2 separate regions of the Mus musculus genome follow, and region 1 is linked to region 2. A link is a contact called in ENCODE Hi-C or POLR2A ChIA-PET data. All regions are on one chromosome and are shown on one strand. The core of a region is the stretch at or near the end of the contact, and the rest is flanking DNA. Distances in the headings are between cores, read along the strand shown. Region 1 holds the start of Gtsf1 (gametocyte specific factor 1). Region 2 has its middle 17 kb from the start of Itga5.

Evidence for each region. Hi-C counts contacts between places; a loop is a spot of excess contacts on that map. ChIA-PET counts read pairs that join two places held with the same protein, here RNA polymerase II (POLR2A).
Region 1: a map of CH12.LX shows a loop between it and region 2 (3-fold over the local background). The contact joins the promoter of Gtsf1 here to the enhancer-like site in region 2. A Hi-C loop is called at or near these places in 3 of 37 maps with a recorded cell type or tissue (CH12.LX, T-helper 1 cell and regulatory T cell). POLR2A ChIA-PET finds 5 or more read pairs at or near these places in 1 of 5 experiments (embryonic stem cell).

What each region holds. Positions count from the first base shown.
Region 1 is chr15:103,428,529-103,432,532 of GRCm38, reverse strand. It overlaps Gtsf1 (gametocyte specific factor 1), which reads left to right and starts at 2,106. Exons shown (of 9, transcript NM_028797.1): 1 at 2,106-2,177. Gm52195 (a long non-coding RNA gene) reads right to left here. Exons shown (of 4, transcript XR_003951567.1): 2 at 3,006-3,048.
Region 2 is chr15:103,382,028-103,385,615 of GRCm38, reverse strand. No RefSeq gene overlaps it. Among named protein-coding and RNA genes, the nearest start is that of Itga5, 17 kb to the right of the region's middle. Within about 2 kb of position 1,608, at least 2 of the 3 ENCODE cell types and tissues checked have a DNase peak (open chromatin) inside an H3K27ac peak, as active enhancers do.

The DNA of each region.
Region 1 (4,004 bases), core at 857-3,356, 46 kb before region 2:
CAGGGATAAAAATTGCACCAGAGCTCTGTGATTTAAAGCCTTAAAAAATAAGTTCAAACCACTCTGACCTCACTAATTCTACACCAATGATATTGCGAGAAATTCAAAATTCGGGATCTCAAAAGAATTGTTTTAAGCTGTTTCCTAACAATCTGAAATGAAGTTGCCAGAGACAGAGAATCAGCTTTTCCTAAAATGCTTTGTGCTAAGTTTTCAATGAAGCAATTTGTCTCTGAAAAAAGAACTTAACAGCTTGTTTCTGTGAATCATCCAGGCCATCCAGGTGAAAGAAATGCTTTTGTAAATTCAAGTCAGTGCCTAAATCAGCGGTTCTTAGTCTGGACACACATTAGAATCATCTGGGTAAGTTTTTAAAAGAACTATGCCTGGCTCTCTTCTGATTAATTGGTCAAGGAGGGGAATTTACATGGTCTGTCTTGGGTGGGGAGGGGCTGGGTCTTTGGTTGGTTTGTTGGTTTGGTTGGTTTTTTTTATAGCAGGGTTTCTCTCTGTATGTAGCCCTGGCTAGCCTTGAACTCAGAGATCACCTACCTCTGCCTCATGAGTGCTGGGATTAAAAACTGTGTCGTCACCCAGCTTCATGGTGTGTCTTAAGCATTCCCCAGATGATTCTAGTACACAGACATAACCAAGAACCATTATCCTGCAATAAGAATGTCTTAAGCCCATCTCCTATCCACAAATTCTTTTCAGTGTTTTGGTTGGTTAGTTAGTGGTTTGTCCTGGTTTAGTGGGTTCGGGTTTTTTGTTTCTGTTTTGTTGTTTTGTTTTGTTTTGTTTTGTTTTTTAGTTACTCTGTGGTTTAGGCTCTCCCAACTGGTCTCCAATCCATGGCAATCCTCTTGCATCAGCCTCCCAAGTGCTGAGGTGACAGGCTTGTTGCCTCTACCCCGAAGCTCTTATTAGGTTCTTATTCTGTGAAGCATACACTTTTTAGCCTGCTGCCTGGAGAGGGTCAAAGCTGGTAATTCATCTACATATTCATCATGTAAAAATAAAATGTCACATTCCCAAGATTCTATTTACCAAAGATACCTTGGTTTTGCTATTCTGATTTCCTTTCTGTATTTAGACTCTTACCCACTAAAATGTGTCAGAAGTCTCAGTATTTCAGCAGCCAGCCAACTATAGGCTGCCTGCTAGCTTTGGACAGCACAAAATTTTCTAGCGATGTATTTTTACAACTCAATGTTTTTAAAACAGTGTTGCCAGATCTACCCACAGTGTCAACACCTTTTCAAAGGCTATAAAATTTATAGCCTAAATTTATAGTATAAAGTTTACAGTATAAATCCTTTTTCTCCCTAGTGCTTCCCCAGGTCATCTCAGGCCCTACTAATTTCTTCCTTATAGCAATTTACAGTCTACCACTTCCTGGCATATGTTGTACTCCCATTTGATCATCAGTCCAATTTAGTACCTGTTTCCCTAAGAACATTGTGGACAAGTATATTTAGGTAGGTATATAAAGTTTTAGAATGGTGTGTTTTCTAAACAAAGCTCGCAGTGTTTTGAGTTTCCTGTTTTGAGTTCTTTGACCAATCTGTCCTCTGTAGCCTAAAACTCCCTTCAGTCCCACCAACACTGTATCATACTCCCAACTATTCTGAGACTCTCGCTGCCTTTTCAATTGAGAGCCTACATGGACACAAAATCCCTGCCCGCTTTGATTTTTCTTTAAACTGTTGTACCTGTCTCCATCATTCTTCTTTTGAACTCTCAAAATCTAAATTACATTTCTGTCTCATCAACAAGTCTCTCATTTCTTTCAAGTCTCTCATCAACTTCCACAAACAAGGCTTCCTGACAAACAGCTCGCTACACCAACCAGTCCCATTCTTTCCCTGATTTTTCTAAAATGGCTGCTCAAAAGTCACCAAAGGAAGTTCTCCACCCATGTAGGACCCTTTAGGCCAGGGGAGTAGAGGAAGGTTAGTGGCTAAAAGCAAAGATGCCGAAGACCCCCAAGAAGCCGCCTTGGGCAGGAGGGTGAGCCAAAGAAAAAGGATAGCCTAGGCGTTGGCCGTGATGCACTGGGCCTGCGCAAGCCACAGTCACAGGAAGTGCGGCCACGCCCTGGCATCAGGCCGGAAGTGGGCGTTGCCGGGGCCTGGCTGTGAGGCGAAGTCGGCGGTGGGGAGAGCTTCTGGACTGAGGTAGGAAAGAGGCAAGGTGGTAGGGTCTTGGCTCGGGTCAGCCCTTGTAAGCCGTTCATGCAGATACCTTCGAAGTAGTGTCTTCCCTCACTTTTCAGCCTTAAGCCCTGAACAACAGCTGCGTCGGCCATCGTCTGCTCGACGGGCTGCCTGGTACCTTTTTCTGCCTTGTTTTCTAGGTAACCTCCTCCTGGTTCTTTTTGCTTGAATCTCCTTAAATCTGGGGTGAGGGATGAGGGGTGGGGGGTGGGGGAGTCCTTTTTTGTAAGGGGAAAGAAATTACTGTTTTACTGAGACCTGCAACTTTTTTCAGAGTTTAAACAGTAGCTTCAAATTCTCACTTTGTCCAATTCACCGACAGCCTGTTATTGGGGGAAAGGAATCAAATCACCTGTTAACAATTTGATGGGGAAGATAAGAGACAGCTGAATGATGGTGTTATGAGTTCCAGCGTCCTTGGCCTACTTGGAATCAGTCTGTTTGCTAAGAAAGAATAGGTCAGCTCTCTAAGTCGCTGAATATCTTTACTCATCTTTTTCAAAATAATAATAATAATGTAATTCTTGGTTTTTCCTTAAAACCTTTTTTTATTTTTAACAAAGTATGACATAACTGTAGTAGAAGTTCCATACGGGTTAAGATAGTTTAACTAATTCTCAGATAGTTTCCCCAATGATTGCCATTAACAAATGGGCTCTGGAGCAAAGTCCGAAACTAGAGTTTAGTTGATCACCCCTATTGCTTAACAAAGGTTCTAATGCTGCCTATGTCATAGAATGGGGGGGAAGGGGGTGTGGAATTTTTGTGAGAGGCCAAAGGAGAGCTTACCTAGAGACAACAGCTGTATGTGCATCCAATTTTCAGAAGATTCCTATGGGAGAGGTTATATACAAAATTAGTTTTCCCATAATACGTGAACTAAATCAGTGTTCAATAGAGATTCCAGTAAAAGAGAATTCAAACTCAGAGACATTTCCTCTTTTAATTTTTTTCATGTTTGTTATATTTGTTCTCTTAGATGTTCTCTATGAGCTCTTAATTTTTTTAACATTCACATATATTCCCTCAGTGCAGTTAAGTAATCAGTACTGACTAAAACAGTATTTATCTTGTTATTATATAGAAATGAGAGGAACAAAATGAAAAATGGCTAGAAAGAGAGAATATTGGTGTGACGTTTTCTGATCATGATTAAGAAAAGTTACTAAGCTGGGTATGGTTGAAAATGCCTTTAATCCCAGAACTCAGGAGGCAGAGGCAGGTGGATCTCTGTGTGTTCAAGGTCAGTCTGGTCTGCATATTGAGTTCCAGGACAGCCAAAACTATACAGAGAAACCTTGTCTCTTAAAAAAGAAGAAAAAGAAAGGTCATTAAATGAGATGTAGCTTTTATTTTACATGTGTTTGTGTGCATTTTGCCCACAGAAGCCAGAAGAGGGCATCTGATCCCCTGAAACTGGAGTTATAGGCAGTTGTAAGCCATGTGGGTGCTGAGAATCAAACCCAGATGTCACTAAGAACACCCAGAGCTCTTAACCATTTAATCATCTTTCCATCTGGAAAGAAGATCTTTAAAGTAGTTTATCCAGAAGTCTAAATACTGGTATTTTTATGACCTTGACTTGGCCCCCATTACTTATGTTAAATACCATAACCCCTAATAGCATGTAAACAGTGGCAGGTGTTGTAATACCACTTAAAATAAATTGTTATTATTGTCACCTGAATGTAGTTTGTCAGTTGTCATATTTGACCTAGCAATTTATTCCAAGAATGTGAACTATGCAGTGATGCTAAACTTAGTCATAGGAGTAAAGAATGCCTTTAA
Region 2 (3,588 bases), core at 359-2,858:
ATCACTATACCAAGCTGTGGCCTATCTATTTATTAAATTATAGAGTCAGCATTCAAATTCGAGTCTCCTTTCTAATATAACATTTTCTGCACAAAATAAAAACATATTAACAACAATTAAAAAGTTAACATTAAGAACTCTATGTATTGGCTGGAGAGATGGCTCAGCAGTTAAGCGCACTGATTGTTCTTCCAGAGGTCCTGAGTTCAAGTCCTGGCAACCACCTTGTAGCTTGCAACCATCTGTAATGGGATCCAATGCCTTCTTCTGGTGTGTCTGAAGACAGCTACAGTGTACTCATCACATAAAATAAATCTTTTTTAAAAATCCTATGGCGGGGCATGATGACAAATGCCTTTAATCCCAGCACTCCAGAAGTAAGCAGATGGTGGTGAGTTTCAGGACAGCCAGGGCTACATACACCCTGTCTCAAAAGAACAAACAAACAAATCAGCTCATGGGAGTGAAGGCAGATCAGTGGCAGTGGCTCGGTGGCTAAGAGCACTTGCAGCCCTCCCAGAAGACCCATGTTTGTTCCCAACACCCACATGGTAGCTCACAGTCATAACTGTCTGTAACTTCTGTTCCAGGGGATCCTGGCCTTGGTACCAGGTGTGTACATTTGCTGCACATAAACACATGTAGGCAAAACACCTACACACAAAAATCTTTTTTTAAAGAAGTCTATAATTTTTATAAAGTATTTATAGTTGCTTTGGTCACATGTACATTCAGATGCATTCAGTTTCTAAATTTCACAGGAACTCTATAAATAACCTGGATAATTAAGTACTAGACTGTGCAGTCCAGACTGCAAGGGCAGTGCTTGAGAAGAGGACTGCTGACGGTTAAGATGAGCTAAGGACACTTGTGCAGGATTTCAGTAGCCTGGGCAATAGAGATGACTGTGAGTTGTATACCCTGGAATCACGGGAGCAAGGCAAACAGTACATTGGGCGTGTTAGTGAGACAACACTGAGTCCTCTATCCACAGGATGAGCTGAAAAGTAGCTGTCTAACCAGACAGCAGGAAAAAGGGAAGAGGTGGGGGCCTCCATGTCAGTTTATCAGTGTAAAGCCCTGGTAGCAATCAGTGGCCGTCCCTTCTGTCTGTTGAGATGAGGTTTCACTATACAACCAAGGCTGGCCAGAAACTCATGATCTGATCCTCCTACCTTAGCCTCCCAAGTGCTGGGATTATGCTCAGCTCAGTCTTCTGGAAACATATTCCTACATTCCAAAGATCTCTGCTCTTCCATCTAAGTATATTGTCACCTCCCATATCAGGAGGCACATGTTATTGTCCTAATACTAGAAGGGGGTGGGGAGGGGCGTGTACCAAAGCTTTTATTGTCCTATTATACAAGAGAACAGTTTAAGGAATAGAACAAGACAGACTAAACATAAATAAAAACATGTTTACCATAAGATCAAAGTAGCACCACCATACCGTATAGGAAACCACGGCAAGAAGATTCCAAGTTGAATTAAATTACCTGGAAATGCCCCTCTCCCCCACTAGTGAACAGTAAGTGGGATGCTAACCAAAGAAAATCAGGAGGTGCTATGGGGTTAGACAGGATCCAGCAGCCTGGACCCACGCCAGCGGAAAAAGCCATTGTCTGAGTTGCCTTCTGGATTTCCTGCCCTCAAACACCTACCCCTCCCAACACATACACTCAATGCTATACCTCCCACTCTGCCTCCCCAATCCCATAGAGAAAAGGCCATGCCCACCACAGGACAGCAGACGACTGAGGATCTCCAGGGAGAAGAAAGATCACCCAGCCTGCCGTAGTGCAAGCCTTTGGACTCACAGGAGAAGGATGTTTTCCAACCATAATAAAGGTTGTGAGATCCTCATCTCTCTCAATCCCCACTCACTTCCGCTTCTACTCTTCCACAACAGCTGGAAGTTTCTGCTGAAGTGAGCAACAGTTGAGTGGGAAGGAGTGTTTCTCTGAAGGTATGTCTTCTAAGCATGTCCTGGTGGTTTTGTGCCTGAAGGAGAATTCATCAGACTGGGTGTGGCAGAGTCATGTCTGGGATGAGGAATCTCCAGTTTACTCTTGTTTTGTTGGGATTTGGGGTAAAGGGATGTTTGGGGGAGACAGGGTCTCACTGTCTAGATGAAGCTGGTATTGAACCTGCAGTGTTTCTTCAGCCTGTGATCTCTCAAGTGCTGGAGTTATAGAAGTCGCACAAGACTTTCAAACCCACTTTCACTGTGATCCCCACACGCCCACACCCTGGTCCAGCCCAGTCCTGACCCTTCACTAGGGACCATTAGAGACCTGTTTCCACTCCCTGCTCCTATTCCCAGCCACTGCTTCCAGCTCCAGTGCCCCGCCTCCACACACTCCCCTGGCAAGCTGACTGAACAGTTGGCTGGGAACTGAGCTCAAAGCGGAAATGGGCAGTTGGGAGGTGTGATTTATGTTTCTGACTTCACCCCAGGCTAGAGCCCAAAACACGGACCCTCCTCCAAATGCCCTTTTGGCAAATTTCCTCTCCTTTAAAAACCTCAGGCTCTCCTAGCTGGTCATAGGTCATCAAATAAACCACCTCATCCACAACCCTAGCAACACAATGACCTTTCATGCCTCCAGCCCGCCCATTACAGACAAGGAAGAATGCATTGTCTTCACAAATCACCACAGGAGGCAGAGGCTCCTATCAGCCCCAAGCAGTAGGGAAGTCCCTCTAATATCTAATTTCCTTCTCTCCTGCTATTGAACAACTAGCTGGTGAAAACAAAAGGGAATTTGCTGTCTCAGAATGTACTCCTGGTAACTGTCTCCATCTCTGAAGAACTCTTCATAAGCCTGCCTTGTTGCACACCTGTAATGCCAGCACTGGGCAGCCAGAACAGGAAAATCTTGAGTTTGTGGCAGCCAGAGCTACACAATGAGATCCTATCTCAAAATGCCAGAGAAAAGATGGGAAGGGGTGCTATCAAGGTGCCACATTCTCCTCCTCAGTCACATGGTGTGGGCATCCAACTCTCATCCCTCAGGGACTGGAAACCACACCCACTCCACTCCAAAAACCCTATCTAGAATGGATCCTACTTAACTTCTAGAGCTATTCCTTCACCAGCTAGAAAGTCCTACTTCATCTTTTCTTTTTTTTTTTTTTTTTTTTTTTTTTTTTTGTAAATCATGTATCCCTGGCTGTCCTGGAACTCTTGGTGTAGACCAGGCTGGCTCAGACTTACAGACATCTGCCTCTCAATGCTGGTACTGAAGACTTAAGCCACTATGCCAGCTCTTCCGGCTTTAAAAGATAGCACATTAGTCAGATGTCCTTGCTAACTTTAGAGGACTTGTGAGAACATTAAATGAGAAAATCAAGCCAGGCTTGGTGGCTCATACCTCTAAATTCAGCCCATGTGAATCTGAGGCAGGAAGATTACCCAATAGTTTGAGGGCTAGTCTGGTCTGCATACTGAGTTTCAGGCCAGCCTAGACTACAGAATGACACTCTTTCGGAGAGAGGGAGAGAGGAGAGAGAGAGCCTGGCAGAGTAGAACATGCCTATATCCCATCAATTGGGAGGTAGGGGAAGAAAAATCAGGAAAATTGAGGC